3 separate regions of the Homo sapiens genome follow, and all the other regions are linked to region 1. The links are chromatin contacts, found by Hi-C in ENCODE. All regions are on one chromosome and are shown on one strand. Each heading gives the region's core, a stretch centred on a gene start or an enhancer-like site at or near the end of the contact. The rest is flanking DNA. Distances are from core to core; before and after follow the strand shown. Region 1 holds the start of PDE8A (phosphodiesterase 8A). Region 2 holds the start of WHAMM (WASP homolog associated with actin, golgi membranes and microtubules). Region 3 holds the start of MEX3B (mex-3 RNA binding family member B).

Region 1 (2,700 bases), core at 201-2,700:
CAATCTGCAGCCATGCACGAATTTTGTTGTTGTTGTCTTTTACTGGTTTAACAAAACATAAACCAACGCATGAGTTCCAGCTTTAAATTCTGAAATGAGAGAACTGGAAAGCTGCTGCTGTGTGCCTTAATGATCACGTTTTTCTTTTTCCTTTTTAACTTTCCTTTAGAAAACCTCAACAAAGACTAAGCCCAGAAACTTTGACAAAACATAAGCCAAGGCAACATGCGCTGGAGAAGACACGCAATGTAAAAAAACAAAAAACCCCAGTCACAAAATGTCCCAGTAAGTCGGCTTAATAAAAGATTAACTTTGTTCTGCTGAATGCTTCAAAAATCGCGTTTCACAGTATTTTCTAATTACATATGCTTTAAATACAGTATGTATGCTAATAAACGTGGACCTCAAATACATGTGCAATGAAGCAAAGCTGATGTTCCAGATTACATTCTAGCAGTCCCGAAGAAAATGGTAACCTGCAACTGCATGTGCAAAGCTGACAGAGGGAAAAGAGTGGTGAGGCCAGTCGCCCTTCCCTTTCTACCACAGGAAAAGAACAAAGTTCACACTGATTTAACATTGCAGGGGCGCGCCAGAATATCCTGGGGGTTTCCCTCAAACACCCGCTCTTGGAGAGGAAATTGATGCAAGCGCCTCAGTCAACTTCACATCGGGCCCCGCCGCTCCGGGAGTCGGATGTGTCCAAAAAACCGACGCCGCGACACAGGCGGCGTCCTAATCGCAACCCTAGGAAATCAGGGTCGCGGGACCTGGGTCGGTCCTTCTCTGAACGCTGCCCCGGCAAGGCGGGAGACTGGCGTCAATCAGAACCATCCAAAGCGGGACAAGAGGGCACCGAGGCCGGGTGGGGGGGACCCCGCCCGGCCCCTGCGGGAAAGTTGCTTACTGGCCGGGCCCGAGTTTCGCGGCGGCCCCAGAGTGCCCGGCGCCCCTTACCTTCTTGCCGCTGCCGTCGCGAAGCTCCGACTCCAAGAGGCCGGCGCCGCGGGTCCGGGGCAAGGCGGCCGTCTTCTGGCCCTGCGGGAGGCGCGGCCCGCCGGACGACAGCGGCGGTGCCGCGGGGCTAGGCGCGTCCTCGGCCACCAGGCGCTCGGAAATGTGGATGCTCGGGGCACAGCCCATGCTGGCGGCGGCGCCGCGGACACGCTGGCGGGTAGCCGCGATCCGGTCAGCAAACGGCCCACCCGGCGCCTCCGGGCCGCCGCGGGCGCCGTGTCATCGCCGCCTGGGCGGGCGGCGGCGAGCGCGGATCTCGCGTCAGGAAACGCGGCCGCCCCTTTTATCGCGGTGCGGGCGCTGCGGCGGCGGCGGCTGCGGTGGGAAGGGGGCGCTTAGGCGGGTGGCGTGCCGAGGCCGCCCCTCCGAACATGCCCTTCCTGAGGCAGGAGCCGACGGCCGCCTCTCACATCGCCGGGCTCGCCTCGGCCGCGCTTCCGGGGAAATAGGGGGAGGAGATTTGCGCTCTCCTTACCCAGGAGCGGCTGAGTCCACGCCGCGCGAGCCACGCTGCCCTCGCCGAGCTGCGGCACGACCCCCGGGGGAGGCGAGCTCCCGGCCGCGCCCGGCCCCGCTCCCGCCGCCGCCGCCGCCGCCTCCCCGGCTCCAGACTCCGCCTAGATGTGGACACCCACGCCGCTCCGCCCGCTGGGCCGCCGCCTCGCGGAAAAGCCCCCCCAGGCCGAGTGCCGGTGGGGTACAAGGCTAGCCTTAGACGCTCCCGCTGGCCGGGGTTTAGGCGCGGGGTCCGAGGGAAACCCCTCGGAGCGGCCGGGCCACGTCCGCCAGGGTAGGGAGGGGAGCAGCTCGGCTCCAGCGGGGCCTGGGGCCGCACCGTCGAGAAGCGCAGAAACGGCTGCGCGCACCCAGGAGTTGCTGGCGGTACGGCTCCGGCTCCGGCTCCGTGATCCGGGCCGGGTTTTGCCGGCAGCGTGCCGCGCCGAGCCCCCAGCGGTGACCTCCAGCGGGTGCTGGCGTCAATGCAAAGCAGCTGGGGCGCCCGCCACCTCCTCCGGACGCCGCCCGCAACTGAGCATGCGCGGCGACGACAGGCGGGGCGCCCGACTGGGCTACCCAGAGAAGGAAAGAGACTTGCCCAGGGACACACAGCCACCTCCGTCCCGAGGCCACCAGAAGCCCGACCGCCAAATTCGAATTCCGGCTCCGTAACTTAGCGGCTACTTGACCTCGGTGGGGTCACCAAGTGTGAGCCCTGGAGCTGTTACCCAGAAAAGAGGCCGGTGGAAAGACCTCCTTTGGGGGTAGTGAAAGTCAAACTGGGGCGCCGCGCGCCGGGTCCCGGGTGGGTGGGGCCTGGGCGTCCGCGAGAAGCCGCAGCCCACGTGCGCTCCCTCGCAGGCCAAAACCTGGCGCGCCACGCCTCGGATTACACAGGCGCCGGGGCGGCCGCAAAGCTACAGCACCGGGCAGGCTGCAGGCGCCCGTCCTCCTCTCATTTTAACCAAAGTGCTAGTCGGGCGTCCGAGACCCCAAAGGCAGAGCCAGGGGAAGGGGCGTACGCATTGCAGGCCTGGGGCCCATGAGGACCCCGGACACGCACACAGCCACTAGCTTGCTGTGTGAACTGGGCCAGTCACTTAACTTCTTGGTGGCTGGGGCTCCTCCCCCACCAGCTGGAGGGCGGTGTCTCTGGGCGTCCATCACGTATCCTGTAGCGGGCTG
Region 2 (2,700 bases), core at 157-2,656, 2.2 Mb after region 1:
TGGCTCTCCTTAATAAACTGTGGGTGTGGACTTAGAAGGCATATTTTCTCCTAAACCCTTCTGTGAACTTGTACTTCCCCTCCCCTTAGGTTCAGTAAGTTTACCACTCAAATAATTACTCTCTCTCAAACTACCTCTTTCAAGCTTAAAAGGGCACTAATGCGGTCATTCCAAACTGATGAATAAAGTTCACCTTCTGCCGGCTTTCCATTTGACCAAGTATATATTACTTAAAACAAAACACCCTATCTCCTAAAAGCCATTTCTTCCTCTAAACCATTTTATCCCATTTGCGACGTCCCCTCATACACAGGAATTGCTTACATTTAGTCCGTGTTATTCTTTCCTACATGGATGGGTTGTTTTCAGTCTTGCTTGCAATATTTCTGGCATTTCCTGTTACAACATCCTGCTCTGCCAGCATCTTCAGGGCAAAAGTTGGGGGCCTAGCCCAGCTCCCAGCTGCAAGTACACTAGGCTCTAACTTCGCTTGTCCTCTCTGCAGACCCTCCCGCAGCTCCCGCCGGTTTCCCGCAGCGGTCCCGCGCAGGTGACGGCACTGGGGAGCCCGCGGCCTTCTCCGCCCGCCGGCTCCTCCCCGTCAGCCGTCAGCCAGGGCTCTCGGCGCCGGGGGAGCCTCCCACAGTGTCCCAGGCCATGGAAGCGCGGACGAACGCCGGCGACCGGGCCTCGCTTACCTGGCGCAGCCGCGCGTCCGCCTCGACCCACCGCGCGCGCAAGGCCCGCTCCCGGAACTCGCGCGGGCTTTCGCAGTCGGCCGCGCCGCCCTCAGCCGGGAAGAGTGCGTCGCGCACTGTGGCGCCGCCGCAGCCGTCGGCCGCCGCGCCCAGATAGCGTTCCAGCTGCCCGCACAGCTCCTGCAGCGCCGCCTCGCCGGGACCCGCGCGCGTCGGCCACAGCAGCGCCCACAGCCCGAGCCCCAGACCCCAGGCCCCGCCGCCGCCCACGTCCAGCTCCGGCGGCAGCCGCGGGAAGCAGCGCTCCAGAGGCGGCCACAGCGCCGCCAACTGCCGGTGCGCGCCGCGGAGCCCCGCGGCCGAGAGCAGGCCGGCCCAGCTGGACGGGGAGACGGCGGCCTCAGGCTTGGGCTCGGGCTCGGGCCCCAACCGGGCCCCCTCGCGCAGCCGCCGCTGCTGCGCGGTACGGTCGTGACAAGTCACAGCGAACTTGCCCTCCGCGCCGTTCCAGGCCACCAGGAAGCGCAGCCGGTGCCTCTCGGGCTCGGCGAAGAGGCCCTCCCGGACCGGCACCCAGCCCTCCAGGCTGTCAGGCTGCTCGTCCTCCATGGCTGTCGGCAGCAGCGGCCCTAGGGCTCGGCGGGCGCGGGCCTGGCCTCCTCGCACCGCCTGTCACGGGACAGTCCGAGCCAAATCATTTTTCGCTAGAATCGAAACCGCGTCAGTGCCCCAGCAGCACCCTGGCCCCCGGCACTTCTGATTGGCTGGCTGCCGGAGGTGGGGCTTACAAGAGGCATTCGGGGTTGGTTGGGTGATAGACGAGAGGGCCAGCGACAACCAATGAAAAGGTGAGAAGGTCTCCCTCAGGAGTCAATCATCTCGCAACCTGTTCAGGAGTCTGGGAAATACAACTCTTGCCTCACCTTTTCCACCCAATACATACGGACGTTGGAAAAATATCTGTTGAATCGGCGAGTTATTGTATTAGTCTCCCACACTAAACTATGAACTTGAGAACAGGGACCAAGCTGATTTTCTTTTCTATCATCAGGGCCCTATTGAGTACATGGTTCACGCCCTTAAGAATGTCACAAATGCGTTGGGGAGATGAAATATAAACTCGATAGTCATTTATTGAGGGCCTCTAAGTGCCAAGTACTGGGCAAGAAGCCGCAAATTTATTTTTGTCAATTCAACAAACTTTTATTGAGTGTCGGCTGTGTGTCAGTATTGAGGGGGTGGAGTAAGAGGGGGAATTCAGGGCACTGCAGCTCCCAACCAGGGTGTTTAAATACAATCTGTGTTCTAACTCTTCACTTTAGAGTTAAGGAAACGGAGGCCCAGACAAACTTAAGATACACCGACACTCGGGCTCGACATGCCCCCCTGGCTACGGAAGGCCTGTTTAAGGAGATATCAGGAAATCCAGTTTACGTGTCAGGGTGGAGCTAAATCTGTTCATGCAACAAGCACCAAGACGGCCCTAGTCTCTGCCTAGGAAATGTGCAGTGTAGACTGAGAAATACAGTCCATGTCAGCTCCCATCCTGGGAGTGCACTGAGACAGGTGGTGGGAATGGGAGGAGGAAAGGAGGGAGATGCCAGGAAGCTGGGATCAGGAGCCGTTTGCCAAAGCAAGGCCTGTGAGGTGTTGATTCGGGAACAAGTGAAAGTGTTTGTGAAGGTTTTGAGCTGGGAAAAGTTGGAATCAGATTTTGTACTTGCTGTTATCCCCAAGGGTAAACAATAAGCAAACGAAAAAATCAGGGCGAAGCTAAAGCTCTAGTTAGGGCATCTCTCTGCCTTGAAAATGACCTCAAGAAATCTAGGAACCTCTGTGGAATGCAACTTGAAGATGGAAAGGTGCCTTTGTCTGAAGGTCCCTCCCCTTTTATGCCTGCTGCCGGTGTGAGGGTTGGGGATTGGGCCCTGGGACTCAGTCACTCAGTCTTCTTGGAGAGATAAACTTTTAGCTGAAGTGATTGATTTTCCCCTATTTTAAT
Region 3 (2,700 bases), core at 154-2,653, 2.9 Mb after region 1:
CCCGAAGGGGCGTCCGCCCTAGTGGGCGGCGGAGGGGGATGCGCGCGGAGAGGACCAGCGCGCACCGCCCCGGCCCGCCCCTCAAATCCTCCTTCCTTCTCTCTCGCACTCGGAGACGGTCCCTGGGAGATCCGGGAGGGGGCGCAGCTCGCCGTCCTCGCCGGCAAGTGCCGTCGCAACCTCCCTCTGCCGCCACCCCCACCCCGAGAAGCGCACAAAGAGCGGCCGGGCAGGGAGCGCTCACCTCCCGTCGGGGCGGGGCCGCGGGCGGGGCCGGCGCGCGCTCCGCAGCGCCCGCCTTAAAGGGCCCGCCCGCTCCTCGCGCGCACTGCGCATGCTCGGCCGCGGGGCACGGAGGGGAGGGATGGGAACAGCGGGCGCGCACGCCCGCGCCGCCCGCTGGCGCTGTGGCCTGCGTCCCCGCGGTGGCGGCGCGGCGCTCGTGCGCGTGTCAGAACCCGCAGGGTCTCGGCCCGGGCGCCGGGCGTGTGCTGGACACTGGTGCCATGCATTCCAGAGGTCGCCAGCGGCCGGGCGGGCCGAGCTCGCGCGGCAGCCAGCTTTTAGCTTTCCCATCCTCAGTTTCAGGGCCAGTTGGGCGAAGTGCTGCCCAAGGAGACAGAAATGCAGGCGCGGGCGCGCGCGCGCGCGGTTGCCAGTGTGGGCGGGCGTGTGCTTTTGTGTCTCGTGCGCTCCCGCGCAGGTGGACAACCCGCGCCGGGAGTCACTCTGCCCGTGCGCCCCAAGACCTGGAGTCCCGTTTTCCGTGTCGGAGGGCTCGGGTCGCCCTTTTGGGCGGACTACAGACTCTTCTCACAGAGGAAGCTTTGGCTCCACGGATGGTTTATTTGGAGCCACTAACGGGACTTCCTGAGGACCGCTCTTTTAGAGCCCGGCTCCAGGCATCAGAGTTGGGCGCGTTTTCTTTTCTCAGTCAGGCGAGGGAGGAGACTTAGGGACAATGATTGTCCTCGGCTGATAGGTACATCCAAGTGTCCCGAGCCTGCCAGTCCCGCATTAGACAACAAAGAGAGGCGTTAGCGGCGGCGGGGGAGGGGCGCGGCCGGGAGGAGGACGGGGCGGGCTGCGGCGAGCGCGGGGGTGGGGGGTGGCGCTCTCTCTCCGCTCGCTCAACCCGCGGCCTCCTCCCGCCCCCGGCCTGGCGCGCGCCAATCGCCTCCCCCAGCGATAGTGTCAGTAGCATTGTGGTGTCAGCTCCCGCCTGTGACGTTGCGCCTCCCTCGTCCCCCTCCGGAGTCGTCTGGCTGCAGAGGCTCAGTCAAGAGGCGGGGAGGAGAGGAGGAAAAAGCGCTGAGTGAGGGCGGGCGGGCGGGCGGGAGGGAGGGAGTGGAGGAGCCGGGGAGGGGCTCCTTAAAGAAACGCTTCTGTCGCTCGCCTGCTCGCTTTTCGCTCGGCATTGCGGCCAGCCAGCCGGGCACTCGGGGGGCACGCGCGGCCACCGCTAGAGCTCTGCCCCCACCCCACCCGCCAGCAGGTCTGGGGTGGGGACCCAGGTGGGGGCTCCTGCAGCCACTGCCCGGTGCGGACCGCACGGAGCGACCCACTCCTCCCAGCACCGAGGAAGAAGCAACGGAGCCCTCAGCAGGCGACCGGCCTCCCCGCCCCTGACCACCCGCTTCCCGGCTGCCTTTGTGGCCGCAGCTTCTCGCCGCCGAGCCGAGGGCCGGCGGGGGCGCGGCGCGCACGGCCGAGCGATGCCCAGCTCGCTGTTCGCAGACCTGGAGCGCAACGGCAGCGGCGGCGGCGGCGGCGGCAGCAGCGGAGGGGGAGAGACCCTGGATGACCAAAGAGCCCTGCAGCTCGCGCTCGACCAGCTCTCCCTGCTGGGGCTGGACAGTGACGAGGGCGCCTCTCTGTACGACAGCGAGCCGCGCAAGAAGAGCGTGAACATGACCGAGTGCGTGCCAGTACCCAGTTCTGAGCATGTCGCCGAGATCGTGGGGCGGCAAGGTAGGTCGAGGAGGGATGGGGAGGTGGGTGGGGGTGGTGTAGGGTCTCAGGCCACTGCCTCGAGGGGAAGGCGTGTTCAGTATCGGGATCCGCGGCGTGGGGTGCCTTGGGGAGAGAGGAAGAGCCGCGCGATGGGCCGGCGCCCCAGACAAAGAAAGTGCAGGCAGGCTGTCTCCCGGAGCCGCGCCGCTGCCCTGGCGGGATGCACTTTCTTCTGCTAAAATCACTGCCTTCTCCCCTAACGCCCCCCAACCAGCCCACCTCCAGAAAGACAATTTAAATGTAAGATGCTTGGGGGAGGGGGCCTTTGATCAGTCCTTTGGGAGGAGGAAGGAGGAGGAGTGAGCATAGGATGGGAGGAGGATTCTGGATTTCTGCAAAGCGGAATGGAGCCCAGAGGAGGAACAATGGGTCCCGGGACTCACACCCCACCCCCTACCCCCAGTCGACCAGCGCTGAGGCATCGCGACTTCAGCTGCCTTCCCCGAGCCCCTTCCCCGTGTCTTCAGAGCTGACGGCGCGCCCAGCTGGATCCCAGCGGCATCTCCCCAGATGACTTTTCTGGGATTCTCGGGTTTGGTTCGGGACGACTGCAGTCACTGGGGGAGGGCCAGGCAGCCAATGGGCTGTTCCTCGAGCGCCTCGCGGGTGGGATCCGCTGCCCAGCCCGTGGCGCGGCCCGAGGTCAGTGAGGGAGACGCCCCCTTTCCGCCCATCTCTTGTCCTGCC

The links. Hi-C counts contacts between places; a loop is a spot of excess contacts on that map. Pooled maps may share reads with other maps.
Region 2: a pooled map shows a loop between it and region 1 (17-fold over the local background). The contact joins the promoter of WHAMM here to the promoter of PDE8A in region 1. A Hi-C loop is called at or near these places in 2 of 37 single-sample maps with no recorded cell type and 6 of 50 pooled maps.
Region 3: a map with no recorded cell type shows a loop between it and region 1 (32-fold over the local background). The contact joins the promoter of MEX3B here to the promoter of PDE8A in region 1. A Hi-C loop is called at or near these places in 2 of 37 single-sample maps with no recorded cell type and 7 of 50 pooled maps.

Annotation. Positions count from the first base shown.
Region 1 is chr15:84,980,606-84,983,305 of GRCh38, reverse strand. It overlaps PDE8A (phosphodiesterase 8A), which reads right to left and starts at 1,450. Exons shown (of 22, transcript NM_002605.3): 1 at 958-1,450. The coding sequence starts at 1,143. RefSeq lists an enhancer at 1,269-1,801 and silencers at 1,529-2,018, 2,339-2,388.
Region 2 is chr15:82,808,334-82,811,033 of GRCh38, reverse strand. It overlaps WHAMM (WASP homolog associated with actin, golgi membranes and microtubules), which reads right to left and starts at 1,406. Exons shown (of 10, transcript NM_001080435.3): 1 at 699-1,406. The coding sequence starts at 1,307. RefSeq lists silencers at 501-670, 891-1,000, 1,021-1,150.
Region 3 is chr15:82,044,721-82,047,420 of GRCh38, reverse strand. It overlaps MEX3B (mex-3 RNA binding family member B), which reads left to right and starts at 1,403. Exons shown (of 2, transcript NM_032246.6): 1 at 1,403-1,971. The coding sequence starts at 1,716. RefSeq lists silencers at 154-473, 1,324-1,623 and an enhancer at 154-1,100.